Linked DNA regions of Homo sapiens: region 2 is linked to region 1. Evidence: chromatin contacts called from ENCODE Hi-C or POLR2A ChIA-PET data. All regions are on one chromosome and are shown on one strand. Each heading gives the region's core, a stretch centred on a gene start or an enhancer-like site at or near the end of the contact. The rest is flanking DNA. Distances are from core to core; before and after follow the strand shown. Region 1 overlaps RAB30 (RAB30, member RAS oncogene family). Region 2 overlaps ME3 (malic enzyme 3).

Region 1 (3,106 bases), core at 188-2,687:
AACTGTATTTATGCTTTTTTTCAGTGATCTGTAATGATTTTTATATGAATGAGCATTTTAAAATTATATGCAAGTTTGCAATTTGTCCCATTTAACTAGTGGAAAAACCAATGTGCAAGGCAAACTAACTTGTCCAAATTCCCTTAGTGGTTAAAACAAAGCAGAATGAAAAAACTTAAAGTGGCATTTGCCTGCCAGTCTTTGCTGCTATGACTTACAAGATCATATTGAGAGGTGACAGCATGCTGGCAGCCCGCGCAGCGTCGCTCGCTCTCGGTGCCTCCTCGGCCTCGCCGTCCATTCTGGCCGCGCTTGAGGAGCCCTTCAGCCCGCCGCTGCACCATGGGAGCCCTTCTCTGGGCTGGCCGAGGCCGGAGCCGGCTCCCTGGGCTTGCGGGGAGGTGTGGAGGGAGAGGGACAGGCGGGAACCGGGGCTGCACGCGGCGCTTGCGTGCCAGCTAGAGTTCCGGGTGGGCGTGGACTTGGCGGGCCCCGCACTGGGAGCGGCCCGCCGGCCCTGCCGGCCCGTGCAGTAAGGGGTTTAGCACCCGGGCCAGCAGCTGCGGAGGGTGCGCCGGGTCCCCCAGCAGTGCTGGCCCACCGGCGCTGCGCTCGATTTTTCGCCGGGCCTTAGCTGCCTCCCCGCGGGGTAGGGCTCGGGAGCGGCAGCCCGCCATGCCTGAGTCTCCCCCTCACCACCGTGGGCTCCTGCGCGGCCTGAGCCTCCCTTACCAGCGCCGCCCCATGCTCCAAGGCGCCCGGTCCCATCGACCGCCCAAGGGCTGAGGAGTCCGGGCAGGCTCACGGCGCGGGACTGTAAGGCAGCTCCACCTGCGCCCCGGTGGCAGATCCACTGGGTGAAGCCAGCTGGGCTCCTGAGTCTAGTGGGGACCTGAGTCTAGAACCTTTATGCCTAGCTGGGGGATAGTAAACACACCAATCAGCACCGTGTGTCTAGCTCAGGTTTGTGGATGCACCAAACAGCACTCTGTATCTAGCTAATCTGGTGGGGACTTGGAGAACCTTTATGTCTAGCTAAGGGATTGTAAATGCACCCATCAGCACTGTGTCTAGCTCAAGGTTTGTAAATGCACCAATCAGTGCTCTGTGTCTAGCTGATCTGGTGGGGACTTGGAGAACCTTTAAGTCTAGATAAGGGATTGTGAATATACCAATTGGCACTCTGCATCTAGCTAATCTAGTGGGGACCTGGAGAACTTTTGTGTCCAGCTCAGGGATTGTAAACGCACCAATCAGCACCCTGTCAAAATGGACCAATCAGCTCTCTGTAAAACAGACCAGTCGGCTCTCTGTAAAATGGACCAATCAGCAGGATGTGGGTGGGGCCAGATGAGAGAATAAAAGCAGGCTGCCGGAGCCAGCAGTGGCAAGCTGCTGAGGTTACCTTCCACACTGTGTAGGTTTTATTCTTTGGCTCTTTGCAATAAATCTTGCTGCTGCTCGCTTTTTTTGGTCCACACTGCTTTTATGAGCTGTAACACTCACCTCAAAGGTCTGCAGCTTCACTCCTGAGCCAGCTAGACCACAAACCCACCAGAAGGAACAAACTCCGGACACGGCGCCTTTAAGAACTGTAGCACTCACCGCAAGCCTCCGTGGTTTCATTCTTGAAGTCAGTAAGACCAAGAACCCACCAATTCTGGACACAATATGAGAATGATATAAAATTGCAAGTATCTGGCTGTTTTTGACTTATAAGAATGCCAATTCCATGTGGTTCAAACTAATATTAATAATGGAACAGGTAAAAACCATGACACGTGTGAATTTAGAAAAGAAATTTCTGCAAACACATTCTTTTAGTGAAGGTGCTAAAATAGCAAAATTAAGAGCCTCCTACCAACTGCAGATAAGCTGACATAGGACAATAACAAAATTATAGCAGATGATTTTCAAAGCCCAATACTTTATAAATACCAAATAATAGTGGCAGAAAGGGTTACAGTTTGCCTATGTTCAATTAACTAAAGAACACTATGCCAGAGAGCCCAAGGTCAAAGGTTTGACCCCTTTGTCATCCTGTTAACTCTATCATGTTTCATGACCTACTGTACTCTTAGTCCAGGACATTCATCTCTGAAATGCACGCCCAAGGCAGAGGGTGAGAGGTAAGGATTGGAGTGGAAATGAATTTCAAGAAAAGGTACAAATCTATGACTTTTGCAGTGGAGATGGGGGCATCTAAAAGGCAGACTCTTGTGCCTGCCCTATGGTACATGTTCAATAAGTGGTGAATAAATGGATGGGTGAAGGAGTGAATGTCCTGCTAGTGATGAGTAATCTCATTACTAATTTTGTAGAAAATCTCTAGTAATATCACGTAATGTGTTTTAGCTGGAAGGGACCTTGAAGCTATCTAATCTGGTGTCCACATTTTGATAGTTGGGAAAAATAAAGTTTAAAATGAAATGACTAACCTAAAGTCACACTGACTGGGACTAGAATTTATGGCTTCTCAATGTCAGAACTGGGACTAGAATTTGTGGTTCCTAGTTCTCAGTGTAATACTCCTTCCAATATATATGATAGGATAAAGGATCTTTCTCACCAATAGAAATAATTAGCATGTAATTTTCACATCCTGAAATAGCAGAGTAGTCTCGTTTAGTGTTTATAATCGGAGGAGGCCTTAAAGATTATCTAATCTAGCCCCTTGTTTTATAAAGTAGAAAACCATAGTGCAAATGTTAAATGACTTGTCCAAAGTTAGCCAGTTAGAAAATCAACATTTAACTCAGGTCTCCAGATCCCCCAGATCCAGGGCACATTTTGCACCGTGCTGAAAGACATTAGTACACTTAAAGTTTGTTTGCTTTTTACATATTTTGATGGCATATGATTCTCCAAATGTGGGCAACAGGAAATGTTTATTTATATACAAGTACATGGGAAAGCAATTTCCATTTAGTTTTTTTAAAAAATTGTTACAAATAAAAAGTTTTTAATACATTCATCCTTTGCACACAAAATACATTCTTTTTCTTTTACTCTCAGTATGAATTATTTCTTAATAATAGAAAACATAGGCTACAATGAATGGACAGTCATATGGTTTGGTGATTTGACAAACTTTTTTCAAGAAGCA
Region 2 (3,127 bases), core at 1-2,500, 3.6 Mb after region 1:
GAAAGACCTGCTCCTGTGACTCAATTACCTCCCACCGAGTCTCTCCCACAACACGTGGGAATTCAAGATGAGATTTGGGTGGGGACACAGCCAAACCATATCAGACATCTAGAGTCCAGAACTGTGAGAAAATAAATTTCTATTGTTTAAGCCACCTAGTCTGCAGTGTTTTGTTATGGGAGCCTGAGCAAACTAATACACTTCCTATGAAGAAAATCTCACGTGAAGTCCAAGCCTGTCTGGTCTAAGAGAAAAAAGTCACCACCTGAGAACTGGGACCACATTCTTTGTTCTAATTGTTCCAGCTAGTCCAGCTTCTCCACTAACCTACTTAATCATTACAGACATGGGCACTGTGACAATGATGGCCAGGTGTGTTGGGAATTCAATCACTTGAACAAGAATGTCCCTGGGTTATAACATCCAGGCTGCTGCTTTTTTTTCTAAAGCACCAGACAATTGCTTCACAAAGTTCCCAATAACTCAGCTCTCACCACTTGCTCAAAGCCAGTTTCTTAGGCCTTGAGGGGGGGAAATAGGCTATTTAAACTCAAATGACTATTGAGCTTTGTTGACAAAATACCACTTGGAAGAATAATGTAAATGGAATCCATCTTCAAGGAAGCAAATGTCAAGGAGCACTTCACAAAACCCATGTTCCTCTAGCCACAGTGACTTCATTACTACATCTGAGGGGAGAGAAGTGTGAGTTTAATTAGGTAAACATAGAGACAGTGTTTGGGAATCTCATTGTAACCAGTGAGAAGGCAAGGTTTTCATAGACAATTGCTGGATGCAACTAGGTCAGTCTCCAGATCTGAAATTAAACCCTTTATCTAAGGGTTACTACTTAAGCCAGCAACAAAGGAGCATTTTACCCAATTCCCACTCAGATTTAGAGATGTCAAGTTTTCCTTGTTTCTGACTAGCAACAACAGAAGAAATTAAAACAGCTCAGTCTGGAATATCCCAGGAACCCCCAAACTTAGCAAGATTTGGGGAATATACCACCTAGTCACTCCTTCAGAAAGGGGCACAGTGATGGGGGAGAGCACAGAACGCAGGCATCAAACACACCTGCATTTGAGTCCTGGCTCCATGGGTTACTAAGTGTGTGACTGTGAGCCAGTTATTTAACCTTCCATAGGCCTCAGCTCCCTTATCTATTAACCTGGTGAAATGCAGACCCCTCTGCATGGGGTTACAAGGTTTCAGCATGACTGGGTATGAAAAGAGAACAAAGAAGCTTCCTGGAGATGACTGTGGCCTTGGCTCACTGCCAGGAAAATGACTCATTTCTGTATGCCAGGGTTATAGTTCACTGTTACCCTGACAAATGAATGTGGAAGACCCATGATTTCCTCCACCCTCCTTCACTCACATAGTAAAAGTTAGCTACTGCCTGCAACATACCAGGCACCGTACAACACGAAACTGTAGGCTCCCCCTCCAGGAAGTGACAATGTCATTCCTAACCTGTTGGAATTTTAACACCTGTCATAAAAGGATCTCATGATGCTTTGAATACTTTCTCGAAAGGTGTCACATGCTGCAAGAATAGTAAGGACAGCAACAGCTATCATTTCCTACTTGGGTTGCATGTTTAATATTTCGTAAAACAATACTTTCACATATATCATATGAGCCCCACAAAGGCTCCAGAACTTCAGCATACAACCAGTAAGTTGCAGAACTGGATCACAAGCCCGACCTCCATCTCCCTAAGTTCAATAGGAATTTTCTGATACATTTTCTCCCAAGTTTGAAAGTAATATTACGCACAGAAAAGTTGGAAAAAAATAACCACACCTTATTTTCATCACCCAGAGATAGCCACTGTATCATTTTGTTCTATTTTCTTCCTATCTTTTTTCTATGCTTAAAAAAATTTTATTTAAACAAACTTGAGATCATACTATGTATAAAATTTTTTAGTCTTTTTTCCCCACTAAAAATGTTATGATTAGCATTTTCCCACATACTAAAACTTCAGCCTAAAATGTTATTAAAAAACAGAAAAACACAGCAAGCTTTATCTAGTAATTCCTGTTTTATATAATTGTTTCCAAACTTCCACAATTATGAATTATGCTGTAATGAGCACAAAACTTTTTGTTTCTGATTTTTCTTCAGATTGAACTATAAGTGTACTTAAGAGACTGATGACTCATTCTTTCATTCAACAAATATTTAATAAGCACCGACTAGGTACTGGATACCATTATAAACTGACGATACAGTAATAAGGAAACAAAGTAAAAAAACAGACAAGATATCCCTGCCTTCATGAAACTTACATTCTAGAGATATCAACAGTTTTAAGTATCTGTACGCATACTGTCAAATCACTTTTAGAAAGGTCGAACTATTTTATAACTCCAGTACATAAGTAGCTGTCTTACTACATTTTCACCAATGCTGAGTATTATGATTTAAAATTGTTGCTAATTTATAACACTTAATAAAAATATTGCATTCCTTAGAGATTTTTCTCCTTTGCTCTCTACCTCCATATATTCACCTCATCATAAAATACAAGTACATTGAAGAGACATTTAAGTTATCATCCAAAGTTGGTCTCCTAGCTGGGCATAATGACTCACAGCTATAATCCCAGCACTTTGGGAGGCCAAGGTGGGTGAAGCACTTGAGCCCAGGTGTTTGAGACCAACCTGGGCAACATAAAAACACCCCATCTCTACAAAATAATAATAAAAAAATCAGCCAGGTGTGGTGATGCATGCTTATAGCCCAGCTACTTGGGAGGCTGAGATGGGAAGATCACTTGAGCCCGAGAGGTCAACGCTGCAGTGAGCTGTGATTGCACCACTGACACAGCAAGACCCTTTCTCAAAAAACAATACAAAAAAACACAAAAAAACAAAAAAACGAAACAAAGTCTGCTCTCCAAATGTGAAATTTCAAAAGATTTTTCCTGCCTGCAGTGAGAAAATAATCCCAGTCCCAAAGCAGGGATGGCAAGAGTGGAAATGCCTCTGATACTTTGCAAGGTAGCCCTTGAAGGTAGCAAAAAATAATGATGACAAATCAGTGCCTTGTTAGGGCCTGATATGTCTGGGGACTGAGTCAGCAATGAGTTTCTCCAGTGAAATGCTAGGCTTCTGTG

The links. Hi-C counts contacts between places; a loop is a spot of excess contacts on that map. ChIA-PET counts read pairs that join two places held with the same protein, here RNA polymerase II (POLR2A). Pooled maps may share reads with other maps.
Region 2: a loop to region 1 is called in a pooled map, with 6 times the contacts of the local background. The contact joins two enhancer-like sites. A Hi-C loop is called at or near these places in 1 of 37 single-sample maps with no recorded cell type and 5 of 50 pooled maps. POLR2A ChIA-PET finds 5 or more read pairs at or near these places in 1 of 52 experiments (activated T-cell).

Annotation. Positions count from the first base shown.
Region 1 is chr11:82,970,264-82,973,369 of GRCh38, forward strand. It overlaps RAB30 (RAB30, member RAS oncogene family), which reads right to left. Exons shown (of 5, transcript NM_001286060.2): 5 at 2,870-3,106. Among named protein-coding and RNA genes, the nearest start is that of SNORA70E, 70 kb to the right of the region's middle. RefSeq lists enhancers at 1,417-1,496, 1,557-1,646. Within about 2 kb of position 1,438, at least 5 of the 41 ENCODE cell types and tissues checked have a DNase peak (open chromatin) inside an H3K27ac peak, as active enhancers do.
Region 2 is chr11:86,591,826-86,594,952 of GRCh38, forward strand. The region is part of intron 2 of ME3 (malic enzyme 3); the gene reads right to left. Among named protein-coding and RNA genes, the nearest start is that of ME3, 79 kb to the right of the region's middle. RefSeq lists a silencer at 2,988-3,127. Within about 2 kb of position 1,251, at least 19 of the 41 ENCODE cell types and tissues checked have a DNase peak (open chromatin) inside an H3K27ac peak, as active enhancers do.